Linked DNA regions of Homo sapiens: region 1 is linked to region 2. Evidence: chromatin loops called from intact Hi-C (ENCODE). Cell type or tissue: OCI-LY7. All regions are shown on one strand.

Region 1 (8,000 bases), 210 kb before region 2:
TTTCTGCTTTGCACGGGCATTCAAGAACAGAAAAGGAAATGGAAGCCAACATATATAGAGTACATAAAATGTTCCAAGATCTTTACATATTGCTTTTTACACCTTCACAATAACCCTATAAAGTTGTAGTTATCCTCATATTATAGATTGAAACTTTTGTGACACAGAAGTCCAGATTTCTCAAGCCTATCCAACTAGCAAGCGATAAATCTACATTTTGAAAAAAAAAATCTATATGGTCTCAAAGTCCATGATCTGCCTATTGCACAATTGCCTGTGAGTTTGGTGTCCAGATGGGGAGTGAGCTGGGTTAAGATTAATTTCAGTATTATGTTGATAATGCTGTCAAAGGTTATTTGAGTTATTTGCTTACCCCATTTATCTTGTTGGACATGTAAGGATTTTAGCAGGATGGAAATGGGCTCCTCTAATACAGTTATCCTTTCTCTATAATTTCCTTTTTTGAAAACTACCATACTTGCTTTATAAATGCTATTTTTTCTGCCTGGCAAAGCTTTTCCTCTTTCTCCATCTGACTAACTCATACTCATCCTTCAAGACCCGGTTAAAAATCTAACATACCCAAGGAAGACTAGATAGAAATATTATAGATAGAAGTAAATGCCCACTCCTCCGAGCTTCAAAACCACTTTGTCAATGTCTTTATCATAGTATATTTAGTTGTGTACCTTTCCCTTTTCCCCTTTTTGAGAAAACTGAGAAAAAGGACCATATTGTATCCATTTGCACCCATGCAACTTAGCAATATACATGGTGCATAGCAAACGTTCACTAAATATTTGTGGAATTATAGTGAATAGTTTTCTATCTGCTTAACAAGATATGACAAAAATATGTTTGTTCGTTTTTCCAAAACTTTGGGTAAGAGAACTGGTTTGGGCTAGGAAAAAGATGTTCACTGAAACACCAAATTCTGTTGCTACTTCTTTCTTTCTTTTATTCTATTTATTTATTTATTTATTTATTTATTATTGTTATTTTATTTTATTTTTTTTTGGAGAGCCAGGGTCTCACTATGTCACCCAGACTGGCCTCAAACTCCTGACCTCAAGTGATCCTACCATCTTGGCCTCCGAAAGTGCTGGAATTACAGGTATGACTGAGCAACAGCACCCAACCTCTGTTGCTATTTCTAAGTAAAAAACTCTTTTTCATATTTCTTTTATAAAGTAATTTCCAATATAATTAATGCCAAGAACTAAAGCATTAACACCTCTAGAGAAAAAAACAATGACAGCAATATCTGAGGTAATTGGGAAATGTAATGATGAATTTGCACAGTAGACAAATAGAACTACTAAAGAGATCCATCCTACTAAACGTAGTTATTAGCAAAGCACACATTAATCTTCTCATGTCAGATAAAACTTTGCACTTAAACTTTTACCTAATTGATTACTTAGCTGACAAAGCTGTAATTACCGCTGCAAATTTTAAAAGAAATGTCAAGATATTGAAGTAATCTGGTCTAGAAGTGTGAACGTTCTTTATTTGTTTGTGTTAAATCATGTTAGTAGATAATGTCTTTTGCAGAGAAAAAGAATGTCGATGAGAAATGTATATGTTATAAATAAATTTCTGGACTCTTTCCAAATATTCCCCCAACCCAAATCCAACATTCTAAGGGAAGGCGCCTCTAATTTCATTACCTTTTTAAAGTAGGCTGTCTAAGGAATTATGGCTCCCTAATAATTTAGGCCCATTTTAATGTGGTGATATATATTTAAGGTTTTAATGATGCTATTTACAATTATCAGATTAAGTTTGACCCTTGCCCCCTATCCATTTCAGTGACTATCACATTACCACAGTCCTCAGAAGTACAGATCAACTTTGGTAATTATTCCTTGTAGAGAGACATGAAGACTATTTTCCATGTCTTCATAGGAAGACTATTCAAAGTAATAAATTAGGTTTGTATAAGAACACTGATTGATGACCACAATGATGTATGTTGAATCATCAATCTAAATCTGGCTGTATGAATAATTTGTGTGAGCATAAAGACATGTACAATATCATACAAACAAGGGTGGAAATTCTAACATTAAATGATTTAGGAAGCCAAATCAATCACAGACTATGAGAAAATGATCACGTGCTAAGAAATAACAGACCTGAGAATGAACATGATTCATTAATTAGTGAGATGTAGGATTAAGGCCATAAGGCTTCAGGCTCTGACAAGGGCTTTTCCAGGAGTATGATCAGTCAATTATGAGGCATGGTAACTGCTGGCTGCCTGGGAACACAGTAGTCATAGTTCTAGTTTTAGAAAACACTGGCTTATAAATGCGTAAGTGAGAAAAGGAATTGCCACTAGATTAACTATGAAGATCTCCAAAATTTCACCTTCAACTGTCTAAGGCAATTATGAATATATATATAGGTATGGGTTGCTTAATTTTTTAAAGCAAAAATACAAAACAATATCATCTTTGTTAGCACTACTGAAAGTTAGATCATCAGAAAGGAGTTGGGAAAAAATAACTTAGAATTGGTAAAAATAAAAATATAGTAAGGGTAAAAGAGTTCACCTTAAGCCATCTATTTTAATATGCCTCTGAAGAGTTATGATGGCTTATGGGGAAATTTTAAAACATAATAGAAAACTTGAGACCAATTCTACATGTTTTCTTCTATTTTTTTCCATTAAAGATTTTGGTTTGGATTCTATTTCCTTTGCTACTTTCACCTTCCTGAAGTCATAATCTTCCAATTGTAACATAAAAAAACTTTTTCTGTAACAACCAACTGTGATACCTCAAACAGAGGACTACTCTTTGAGATTCGAAAAAGCAGCAGGAAATGACTGTCAAATTAAAAAAAAAAAAAAAAAAAAGAACTAGCAAAGAACTAAGCAGTAGAAATTCAGAGAACATAACATAGAGACAGAAAGGACCTTCCAGAGAATGTCTAATTTTCCCAAAGAGATTTCCTGGGTTCTGTTAGACCACTTTCCCAGAATATAATCAGCCAGAATTTATCTTGGAAATAATAGCAAAGTTTCACAATGCAGAGAATTTAGGGCCCAGGAATTGTTTAAAACTCACAGTTTTCATATAGCATTAACAGTATTGTAGGCTGTTTTGTTCCTTTAGAATTGTGACCTATGTGAATGTATTACTTATTCAATAAATAGTTTTTCAAATGCTCAAAAAAATCACAGTTCTCAAGAATCTCACTATTCCAAACAGAAATATCATGAAAACTGCTAATTTCTTGAACATTAATGAGTATTAGTAAGTGAAGACATGAGACAAATACTAAATAAAGAGGCTGTAAACAAAAAGAGAAATAAGTTATAACTCTCCACTAAGTTATGTGTTTCTTCCATATATTGAAAGAATTTTTAACCATCATTGAATCGGCAGACTAGATAACAAAAAATTTACCTGTATCAAAACATGTAACAGTTGTAAAATGAAGAAGGGCTTAAATGATATTCTTTGGAAGACATTATTAAATCATAAGAAGAAAATTTCAAATTAACAACTACATAATATCTATTGCTCAAAAATAATTTTTAACCCCCTTCAAGCTATAGAATATCCGAAGATAATTTTAATACTAAAAGCATAATCTAGATTGTTGTGGGAATAAAAAATAATAATACACATGAGTGTACTTTATAAATATGAAGCGTTCTTCACATGAAAGAAATTGTAATGATCATTGTTTTGGGAGTTGACAGAAGTGATAACACATGCTGATTCAAGAATTTTTCAGAATATACTTCACACCATCATCTAATTTTGACTCTTTCAATCTGAAAGTATTATTTTCTTCTTATGATTTGCTGAAGAGACATTTTCTTTTTATCTTCGATACTGCATCTCTTGGTAATAATCGCAAGAGATGTAGCACTCAAGGAGGGGAAGATTTGCTTGCTTCTTATCTAGTTCATTTAAAAGGCTTGCAACTCTCTTAGTTTGGATTTCCCTGAAAACAGAATCTGAGAGAAGAACTTGCATGCAGGAAAGTTTATTGTAGAAAGAAAATGAGACAAGAAGGATAAGTTAATAAAATGTTGAGATGGTGAGCAGTTGAGGTCACTGCTCTAGGAATCAAGGCTCAGTTCTACCAGCACTTCTGTGAAACATGTGGAATTGTCCACTCAAAGAGCACTAGGCTGGAACTTTCATCTACTGACTTTACCCTCCATTGGATTAGTGGTGTAGAGTATCAAGTCCCTTATACTTCCAAGCTGTGACTGCACAGGGCCAAAGAAGCTTCTACTCATTGGAGAAGACCCTGGGGTAGAAAGAGGATGGACACATAGTGAATCTTTAAGGTAGGATGATGCTGGTATGAGGTGAGTCTGAGCTCACACAGAACTATTAGCAACAGTTGAACATTAGTGCATTAGTTTTTTATTGCTGCACAATAAATTACCACAGGCAGCAGCTTTAAAAAAATACCCATTTTTTAGCTCAGTTTCTGAAGGTCAGAAGTTCAGGTGTGGCATAGATTCTCTGCTCAGGGTCTCACTGGACTAAAATGAAGGTGTTGGCCAGGACTGTCATTCTCAGCTGGATTCAGGGTTCCCTTCCAAGCTTATTGGTTATTAGCAGAATTCATCCTATAGCTGTAGGACTCAAGTTTCACTTTCAGTTCTGCTCTCAGTTCCCACTGAGACTGCCCACATTTCCTTGCCAGGTGCCCTCTCCCCACCTGCACCTCCCAGGGCCCCAGGCAGTTCACAAAACGGATGTTTGCTTTCTTTTAGGCCAGTAAGGATGAATCTTGATGACTTCTTCTTCTGCCAGCGATGGAAAAAAAACTCTGATTTTAAAGGGTTCATGCCATTAGGTCAGATAGTGTTCCTATCTTAAGGTGAAAAGATTAGGACTTTAATTCCATCTGAAAAATCTCTTCACAGCAGCACCTAGGTTAGTGTTTGATTAAATAATTGTGAGATAGAGTGTGTATACCAGGAGCCAGGAGCTTGAAAAAATCTTAGAATTCTTTATTCTAGGAAACATCTTAGAATAAAGAAAAGAGGTTTAATTTGCTCACAGTTCCACAGGCTGTACAGGAAGTGTGGCAGCGTCTTCTTCTGGGGAGGCCTCAGGGAGTTTTTACTCATGGCCAAAAGCAAAGCAGGAGCAGGACTGAGAGAGAAGAAGGAGATGCTACATACTTCTAAACAACTAGATCTTGTGAGAACTCTATCACAGGTACAGTACCAAAGGGATGGTACCAACCCATTCATGAGAAACCACCACCATGATCCAATCACCTCCCACCAGGCCCCACCTCCAACATCGCAGATTGTAATTCAACATGCAGTTTGGGCGGGGACGAAGATCCAAACCATGTCAGGCACCAAAAGCATCTGTTATAGCAATTTTTTAAAGTGAGTTTGTTTTTTGCTTAGTAGTTTTGTAGGAGAGAAGCCAAAGTTTAACAATATGGGTTTGAGTTAAGAAGTACCCTTTTAAGATTTGTCTAAAGAATTAATTGATTATACTTTTCTGGTATTTAAGGAACAAAACAGGATAGATCTCAACACCCATCATAACTTAGATTTTCAATTATTTCCTATGATATATTCTACATAAGTTGCTTAAATATGTATGTCTGTTAAATAAGGACTATGCCATAAAACTGTGCGGAAGAACTGTGCAACTACTAAAAAAGGTAAAGTGGCAGATTCTAAAAGATTTACTTCCCATTTATCCTGTATTGTGAGCATTACTTGAATGAATTACAACAGACTCAGTTAATTTTTTCATACATAATTGTTACATTTTATCTAGCCTATTAAATCTAACATTTAAATTTAAAAACCCAGTTACCGTAAATTAAATACCTGCCAATTTTATGGATATAAGCACATGCTAATCTTCATGCTGGAAGATGAGCCATGCAGATAATGAGAAACAGAGCTATATTTAGAAGCACATAACTCGAGCTGGTTATTTAAATTTTAGCTCCGCTAGATCTTGTATGAAGTTTTTTTCCATTTTGTGAAAAGTATGTTCAACAGTTCTTCTAACTGTATCATTTAACTACTGAGAAGCCTACCTGACATTACCTATTTTTGTGCAGACAATCGCAGTGTTGCATTTTTGGTTACTGACACACAAAAGCAGCACTGTGGTTTTTCTGAATACACTTTCAGCTCTATATGACATCTCTGGTAATATCTGCTGTGGCTTCCTGAGAAGCTCCCTAAACTATTGATGAGCAAGAGAGAAGCAAAGGGAAATACAAATCCCAAAGGGTGCCTTCCTTACTCTCTTTGCACCTTGATCATTTTCATGCTCCTTGGCTTGAAAGGAGTGTCCTACGTGTTTGAACACTTATTGTATGCCAAACACTATCCCGAGAATTTTACTTATATGCTTTATCCTCATTTAACCTTGATAAACTTTATGAAATAGCCACTGATTATATCTTTATTTTACAGATAGGGTGACAGAAGAGATTATGTGACTTGCAAATGCCTAATAAGGTCATATAGCTAATAAAAACATAATAAAGATTCAAACCTAGGCAGCCTAACTTCATAGCCAGTGTTCTGAATCTTATGCTGTATTATCATAAAGGTAGTGAATAAATTAATCTTCTACAATTGCTACTCAAGGTCTAGAGAAATTAGTAAAATTTTCCTCAGTTCCTTAAAACCAAGATGACTGGAGGATACAGCTTCATAAAGTACTATAAAATGCTGCACATAAATGTGCCACCAAGTAAACTTTAATATAAAGCATTTGAAGATCCCAGGGCTTCTTTTCCTCTTATACAACATTCCATTTATTCAGCCATTGATAGAACTTTTATTATCAAATGTTGATTTCCCAAATGAAACTATGACTATAGAATTATTTGAAGATGTGACTATCAGAGAGCAGCTTTCTCAAGACAGGAATTTATTTCATACTCTTTTTTTCTTAGATGTTAGTCACTTTTGAAAAATAAGGAAAAATTTTCTCATAGTCCATATACTAATACCTGATGAGTGCTTTGTGGTAATGCTATGTTGGCACCACCCAGTTAACTCACATACTCCCAAAGTCACCTTCCTGATCAGCTTCCTGAGCTATTTCTCATTGCCCTCACTTAGGTAGGATTTATGATCGGTTTTAAGGGTAATCATTTAGGAAGCAGAATGATAGAAAACTACTACCATGTGCACTTACTACTATTTCTCAAAGAAATTATCCTCTTAAAGATTGTTTCTTATTTCAAAGGAACGAAGTATCCTCAGGAATTAAAAGACCACCAAATGGTCATTCACAGTTCAAGTGATGTGGCTCACGTACTCTAAAAGCAGAATGTTAAACAGACTTTAAATTCCCAATGTGCATTTTGTAGGACACAGCAGGATATATGAGGCTAAGAACTGAACCACCAAAACACATCCTAGATAAATTTCACCAAATGAACTGCTTCCAAATGTACTCTTGTAAACAGGATAGATGAGGCTAACAACTGAACCACTGAAATGCATCATAGATAAATTTCACCAAACTGCTTCCAAATGCAATCGTGTAAACTTCCAATCCACATCTTATAGAATTTCATATAATAATGAGGAACCAACAGTTAAGCTCATGCATCTCTTCTTCTTTTTAAAGGGTCCTGATACCCTGGGATTGGAACAGATATTTCACAGCTGGAGATAATCATCCATATTCCATCATACCATTTAGTTCAACGCTTGCTGAGTTCTCAGAACTTCTCAAAAAGTACGAAATCATTCATTTCCTGTGCAATGGATAAGTTTTACTTAGTATAGATAAATTTGGAGTTTTAGTATTAATATATAATCACCATGTAAGAATAAAACTACTGGGATTTTTTTCCAGTTTTCTGAAGAGTACATTTACATATTCAAAATAAGAATTACAGGATCAATGAAAGAAATACATTATTTTTAAAGATACTTGCAAGTTAAATAAGTTGTATGAGTGACCTACACTATCATCAGCAAACCTTATTATGCACGTAATTTGTGCAAGCCCCTGTTC
Region 2 (8,000 bases):
GAGAATTGTGAAGATTTGACTTAGAATGAATTAGAAAGCTAATTTTCCCATCTTGATGCTATTTTTAATTCCTTCTCTCTTCTGCATTGGATATTGGAATTTGATAAAATAATTTGCACTGTGCTTTGTCAGAGTATGGACCAAATCTCATTCTTCATTGTCCTCCTAGCCTAGCTGCAGTGGCTAGAACTGAGTAGGACCTCAATACAGTAAATGTTTATTGACTTGGATTACTTTCAACTACATTCCTTCTAGTTTCTTTAGAGTTTCAGTAAGTGAAGATACTGTTGCTTGTAAAGATTTAAACAAACACAGAAGGTAATCCTGTTGGAAGAACATTTTTTTCTCAATATTGAGTTGACCAAACCACAGACCTAAAGTGTACTTAGTAAACATTGAGATTTAATTCACTTGGTTTTTCCATTTTTTAAAAAACTGTGTTTCCGTAAAAAGGTGGACCATACTTTTGCTTTATTTGCTTTAGTTATTGTCTCAAATATGTCTTGAACTACTGCTAATAAATTTTATGTAATCTATAAATAACTAAGTAGTAACATATGTGCAACTTAACCGCATAAGGTCTATTACATAGTAAAAATTTATGTCTAATAGGGAAAGAGTTTATTTCATTACTATATTAACAGTAAATGCTAATTATTATCGATAATTATTATATTTATTAAAATTATATAAACAAATTATTTCAAATGATAAAATTGAATTTTTAGGTTCCTAATGTTATATGTAAGAATTTATAATGTCAGTGACATTGAACTGTTTAGTCTGTAGGAAGAAAATACTGCTGACTTTTCTTAAACCACCGTGTAATTTTATTTAGATACTGTGATTTTTAAAAACTCACCTTAAAACATATAATTGAATTTGCCAGCTTTAAAAAATGAATTGTAAGAGCATTATATGTTGTGGGGTGGAGGAAAGAAATGGTTTTCATGAAGGTTAAATCATATTCAGATTTATAAAACATTGTGTTTCTTAAATTTGCTTCTTAGACAATTGTAAAAAAATTTTAGGAGAAAATGCTAAACCCAATTATGGTTGTCAAGTCACTATTCAGTCTGAACAAGAAAAGCAGTTAATGAAACAATATCGACGTGAAGAAAAAAGAATTGCCAGACGAGAAAAAAAGGCTGGAGAAGATTTAGAAGTTTCAGAAGGACTTATGTGCTTTGATCCTAAGGAATTGCGGATACAAAGGTAATAAAAGCCAGGAGCTGAAAAATGCTTGTGTTGTAATTGCTGCTTTTACATATCATTATCACTTTTTAGTTTAGTCTTAGCAGTATAGATGATTTTTACTTCAAGTCACGTTTTCTTCATAGAAGTTTGTTTTATGAATACCTAATTTTCTGGGATAAGAAAGCAATGGTCTGTCTGCTTAATTAGAATATTCTTGGTCGCATCCAGGTAGATAAGAGATTTAGATTATAGAGCTAAGCTATTTTTAGGTGCTGTGTACACACCACTAGGTTAAGATTTATATAGCTTACATAAATTTATTTGAGATACATTTTATTTCTGTGCTCAATGTACCTTTTAAAAATTGTTGTTATTTAGAAGTAGAAAGGAGAAAAATGAAATATAAGCATTATTGCACTTGATTCTTTAAAGATTGAAACACATTTCAAAAAAGAAATGTATACCTTAATAAGTAAACATTTGAATTGTGAAAAAGCAAAATTGGAAAGAACATTAAATCAAACTTACCAAGTGGTGTTATCTATAAATAATATCTAAAAATGTACTGAATCCTATTTTGTCACTCAGAAAATTTCAGGATTCCTAAAATCTTCCTTTGTGTAGTTTAATTTCTTTTTTATGGTGGAAGGCTAGCTCCCAATATCTTTTATAATTGCCTTGTTTTGGTGTATGCATTACCTTTCAAGATAAACATTTCAAATTAGGCCTATTTTTATGTTTACAGAGAACAGGCACTTCTGAATGCTAGAAGTGTTCCAATTCTGAGCAGGCAGAGAGATGCAGACGTTGAAAAAATACATTATCCCCATGTGTATGATTCCCAGGCTGAAGCCATGAAAACATCAGCATTTATTGCTGGTGCAAAGGTATGTCATTGTTATATAACTACTGTTCAATAATATGTCTATTCTAAAGAAATGATGTGTGGATTTTCCCTGTTCCTTCGTGAGTCTAACACTAGTTGACTATGCTAAATTTTATTTTAAAGTATTGGGGAAAATGACATAATGTGGTGTATGTAAAGCTCCTGACATATAGTAGATATTCAGAACATATATGTTTCCCTCCTTTTCATTGTTTTTGCAATTTGTATTTTTGAGTTTTATCAGTTGCATTGCTGCTAGGCTAAACTTTATACTGTATGCTGTACATTTTCCTAATTATATGAATACATTTGTATTCAGGTATACCATCTAATTAGTGTATACTTTAAGATTTGTCAACATACTGTGGCCTGTGTGTTATATAAAATACCTGATATGTTAATGCTTTGTGTGAGTGGTTTTTTGCATTTGTTTTTGTTTTATTTAAGTTTGTTTTCTTTTAAATTAGCTAAGTTTATTTACCAGTGCTTTGTTATAAAACCAGTAGTGTTTTCTGTCTCTCTCTAAAGAATATTTACCAGAGCAAGTGTTTTATTTTTTATTATTATTGGATTTTTATTGTTGATGTTTATAGATGATTTTGCCAGAAGGAATCCAAAGAGAGAATAACAAGCTTTATGAAGAAGTAAGGATTCCCTACAGCGAACCAATGCCACTCAGCTTTGAGGAAAAGCCAGTTTATATCCAAGACTTAGATGAGGTGAGATGAGCCTTTTATAGAGTTGATAGTTTTGAGGCTTGGTATGCGGTATGAATGAATTTATACTGGAAAAATTGTTTTAAAACATTATTAGTTGGCAAATACAGTACAGACATATATAGTTGGTTACTAGAGAATTACAGTAGGAGAGTTTAAAAAATATATACACTATATTTCTTCATACATTAAACAAATGTGTGTATTTTTGTGCATATATTTCTATGTTTCATGTTTTTTTTCAGCTAAGATTTTGGTTTAACTTATGCAAACTGATTTAAATAAAATGTTAAAGGATTTATTTATTGTATTTGATTATATCAAATGATCAACCTATAATAAAATAGAATACATTGAGGGGGTGGCAAATTCTAAAGTAGTTTTAAGAATTTATTTTTTCTAAATTTTTAAATTTTGAATAATGTTTGCCTGTGGAAAATTGGCATGAATATTACTATCTTTATATCCTTTGCTTGGATTCACCATTTGTTAAAATTTTGGCACATTTGCTCTATTTCAAAATATAATATTCCTTAGTTTAGGTTAAAGTATTCATATTATTGAAAGTTAATCTTTTCCATATCAAAATTAAGTTGCTGTGGTTTTTCATGTATGTTCTATAGAATCATTCAGAAATAACAAATAATACAGGCAAGCAAAAACAGCAGCATAAAGCATCATAAAGAATACTCACAGCCAACCAAAATGAACTTCATTCTATATGTATGTGTCCATATGTATTTTCTTTTACAAAATGGAATTACATCATACACACTGTTTTGTGTGTGTATATATAGTTACATGTGTCTTTCTGTGTCAGTAAACATATTTCTGCAGCATCAGTTTATCACTACATACTATTCCATTTTATGCCTTTATTCTGAAATAACTTATAGTTTTAAGTTGTCTTTTACAATAAGTTCTTAGAGTAGAATAAAATTCTAGTTATATCTTGTATATCAGAAGTACTCATAGAACATTTTTATAATCCAAGTGCCTCGCTACTATTTAAGTCCTAATCTCTTCGAAGAGGTCCACGTATCAATATTTTGGGAATGATTTTTTGAAGCTCTATGGGTGATTCTACAATACAGCCAGGACTGACAGCCAATAAAACTAAACAATTATAATACAATTGTTATAAACCTTATCAATCATTATAAGCAATATCATCATTAAGATTTATTAAGTTTTATTTTATGTATTAAATATTTAATTTTAAGTTTTTTTTTTTTTTCATTTTTTTTTTTTTTTTGAGAACGAGTTTCACTCTTGTTGCCCAGGCTGGAATGCAATGGTGTGAACTCTCGGCTCACCGCAACCTCTGCCTCCTGGGTTCAAGGGTTCAAGCAATTCTCCTGCCTCAGCCTCCCAAGTAGCTGGGATTACAGGCATGCACCACTGTGCCCAGCTAATTTTTGTATTTTTGGTAGAGACAGGGTTTTGCCATGTTGGCCAGGCTGGTCTTGAACTCCTGACATCAAGTGATCCACCCGCCTCGGCCTCCCAAAGTGCTGAGATTACAGGCATGAGCCACCGCACCCGGTCTAAATCTTTACATTTTTAAAAAAACATCATTGACATTTATTTAAATTAATAATGAATGAAACAGGCTTTTAAACTTTTCTATCATACTTATTTCTAAATAAGTACTTTGTTCCATTTTTATTTGGATTCTTGGAGTAAAAGAGTTTTTCTGAGTAGGTTAATTCCCTCTGCCACCTTAATGTGCATATCTTATGTAATCTAATATATTCACAGACCTGAGGATTAGGATGTGGAGATTTTTGGGGGGCATCATTATTCTGCCTACCACACGTGATGTAGATGACCACAGTTTTGTTTTTGTTTTTGTTTTAAACTATTCACCTACTGAAGGACATTTATTTTATTGATAGTTTTTGGTGAAACTATATTCGTCTGCCATAACAAAAGACCACAGACCAGGTGGCTTAAAGAGCAGAAACTGCTTTTCTCACAGCTCTGGAGGCTGAAAGTCACAGATCAGGTGGTGCTAGCAGATTTTGTTTCTGGTGAGGATTTCTTCCTGGCTTGCAGGTAGTTACTTCTGCCTTCTTCCTGTGTTTGCACATAGCCTCTTCTCTATGTGTGTATGAAGAGAGACCTCTGGTGTTTCTTCCTCTTTTTTCAGGTTCACCAGCCCTATCAGGTTAGGACTCCACCCTCATGACTTCATTTAACCGTAATTACCTCCCTAAAAGTCCTGTCTTTAAAACAGTCACATTGAGGGGTAAGGGCTTCAGCATACAAATGTTGAAGGGCATAGTTCTTTCCATAACACAGATAAAGCTGTTATAAACCTGGTATGCAGATTTTTGTGTGAATATAAGTTTTCATTCTGTTTAATAAATGTCCAGGAATGCATTTGCTGGGTCATATTGCAACTGCATGCTTAGGTGTTTAAGACACTACCAAACCGTTTTCTAGAGTGACTGTACCATTTAACACAGCCATGAGCAATTCGATATAGTCTAGTTTCTCCACATACTAACCAGCATTTGGTGTTGTCACTGTTTTTTATTTTTATTTTAGCCACTTATATTTTTATGTATTATTTGTATTTTTATTTTAGCCATCTGATTGTAGTGATTTCTCATTGTGGTTTTAATTTGTACTTTTCTAATGGCTAATAATAACTGGGGAATAATACATTTAAGTGAAATTTGTCATTATAAATAAATAAACCATTTGCTATCATATCACTGTAGATATTGATCCTGCCAGACATCATAAGCTTGAGTAATAATACAGACATTGGGAGAAAAAATAGACATTAACAGAATGTCAGATAGTTTAGTAGATGTTTCTTTTGTCTTGGATCTTTTTTGTACCAGGTAGGATCTTTTATGTGTCAGAGAAAGTGCTATTGAAGATGAAGGTCTGTCGTTTTTCACTGAGATCATAATTGCATGCTATTCCTAACTGTCCTAAGATGCTTTTATGTCCTTTTACTGACTGTCACGTTGGATAAGTTTAATAACTTCTGTAATTTGATTAAAAACTTAAGGAGAATTTAAAAATTCTAGTACATGCAAAAATACCATTAATGTCATTAAATGGATTTTGTACTTTCTTGGAAAGGGAGCAATGTAAAAAATGTAGATGCATCTCTTGATTAGTCAGGAGTCACTCAGTTGGAACTCTTAGAAATCTAAGTCAAAGCAAGCAAGGGTGACAATTTATGGCTTTTCTACCTGGATTGTCCAGAAGTAAAGCTGCCTATGTGCCCAGCTTGGCATATAGGCTCAAATGTTATCATCAGATTTTTTTCTCCTCTTTGTCTCTTTTTCTTTATCTCCATTTCCTTTTTTTCTTTTTCCTCCCCTCTTTTCCTGCTTTCTCTTACCCACCCCCTTTTGTGTTTCTCTTATTATTTTTCATCCCCTGATTCCCAGATAGGCTTTCTCCATATAACCAGGGAAAAATGTGTGACAGCAGAAGCAGCAAACATGACCGTTTCCCCATACTATAATCCCAGAAGCAATGGGTTTTTTTTTTCCAACCAGTTCTGCCAGGAAAACAAAAAAACCTCCTAGGATGAACTCTGATTTTCCTGACTTAGGTCACCAGTTCATTTCTGAACCAATTCCTTTCCCTGTGATGTGATGTGAATGGCGTTCTTACTGACACATGGCTACTCACTTGTATATCCTCATTATCAGCTCCCCATGAGCCACCAGGAGTCAAAGGGGAGTTTCCCAAAGGAAAGGAGAGTGCTATTATTACCCTTAAAAGTAGGATGAGAAAGATGCTAAGACAGAACCATGTCTTTGATATTTTTGGTGAGAAACTCAGGTTTACTTCTTTGTTGGTGTTAAATATGTTGACTTCTGTCTATTTCCACAGTTAGGACTTAGATTTTTTAAGAGTCAGTAGGGTGTTATTCAGCAAAAATGGACTACTGGCCCAAACATAACACTTGATTTAGAAAAGTAATATAAAAGATGCATATAATATTTCATTTTAAAATTTACAATAATTGAGTCCTATAAAATCTGATTGTAAAGAATTTAAGATTTAAGTTTTCTATGAGCCTAGCTTCTTGAATCCTGTGCTTATTCGGCTAAGTTCTGGGAAAATAAAGAATAGGATATTATCTCTGATCTTAAGTTACTCAATGTAGTGTATCTGTTCCATTTCCATGGAAATAAGTGGTACAGTTGGGTTATGTTGTACAAAGTTCTATGGCAGCAGAAAAGGCAGACTAAAGAGATCAAGGAAGAAGCTTTCATGAAGGATATGAAAGCATACACTTTTGCCAGATAGACAAAGCAGGTGGTGGTGTATGCCACACAAAGGATGTTGCATGAAATTGCTGTTACCTTTGGACATCAAGCACTTCAGTCTTATTAGCATGTAGGCCATATGTGGAGAGTGCCAGGAAATGAGACTGGAAAAAGACAATTGCCTGCACATGAAGGGCTTTGAAAACCATGCTAAGAGGTTTACACTCAATATTGTGGGAAATATTACTTCTTAAAAATAGGAAAGTAAATGATCAGGTGTTTTCACTTAAAGGAATTACTCTGGCTGCAACACAAAGTTGAAGGTCTAGAGTAGAGCTGCTGCAATAATTCAAGGAAGAAAAGCTGCAAGCCTAAATTAAGAAAGGGGCAGCCTATATATACAGGGGACAACTGAGAGAAATTTAGCTGCTAGTGTATGTAAGACCTGATGACTGATTAAATAGGAGGGGATGAGGCAGAGAGAAGAATTTAGAATGAGATATAGGCTTTTTGTTTTGAGCAGTGTTGGTGAGTGATAGTGCCATTTACTAAGGTGAGGAATAGGAAATAGGAAAAACTTTTGTGCATGTTCAGCATACAGTGTTAGTTAGGAGCAAGTGTTAGTTAGGAGCAAGACCCCTGAATGTAGGCTGAGTTTCAGTCTTCACTATCCCACATTCTATCTGCCAGACTTTAGGCAAGTTACTTAACCTTTAGGCAAGTTACTTAACCTTTCTGCAACACATGATTCAAATTGCCAGGTGAGGCTAGGCTTGTATTAAGGAAATTTAGTACTTGCCAAATTAAATTAGAAATTTAATTTTTGCTCCATTTAATTTGTGCCACATTTGTGTTTCCTTCCTCATGAAATTTATGAAATCATCTTTGCTATGATGTCTGTAAATTAAAAAAAATGGTAAATTAAATTTTCAGTTTCAAACTTCATAATTTGTT

The links. A loop is a pair of places that touch in the nucleus more often than their neighbours do. Peaks named below come from ENCODE experiments on the same cell type or tissue, not always from the same donor. Only the 100,000 strongest peaks of a DNase experiment are listed, where the experiment ranks them.
Region 1: a loop joins it to region 2, with 2.4 times the contacts of the local background. A loop is called at or near these places in 1 of 110 quality-filtered maps.

What each region holds. Positions count from the first base shown.
Region 1 is chr6:101,008,010-101,016,009 of GRCh38, reverse strand. The region is part of intron 3 of LOC107984041 (a long non-coding RNA gene); the gene reads right to left. Among named protein-coding and RNA genes, the nearest start is that of ASCC3, 130 kb to the right of the region's middle. In OCI-LY7, no CTCF peak of the experiment used is centred here; a DNase peak (open chromatin) is centred at 4,679; H3K4me3 peaks cover 2,699 bases; H3K27ac peaks cover 3,996 bases.
Region 2 is chr6:100,793,515-100,801,514 of GRCh38, reverse strand. It overlaps ASCC3 (activating signal cointegrator 1 complex subunit 3), which reads left to right. Exons shown (of 42, transcript NM_006828.4): 6 at 1,011-1,215; 7 at 1,943-2,084; 8 at 2,677-2,802. Among named protein-coding and RNA genes, the nearest start is that of ASCC3, 84 kb to the left of the region's middle. In OCI-LY7, a CTCF peak has its summit at 4,918; a DNase peak (open chromatin) is centred at 4,894; H3K27ac peaks cover 566 bases.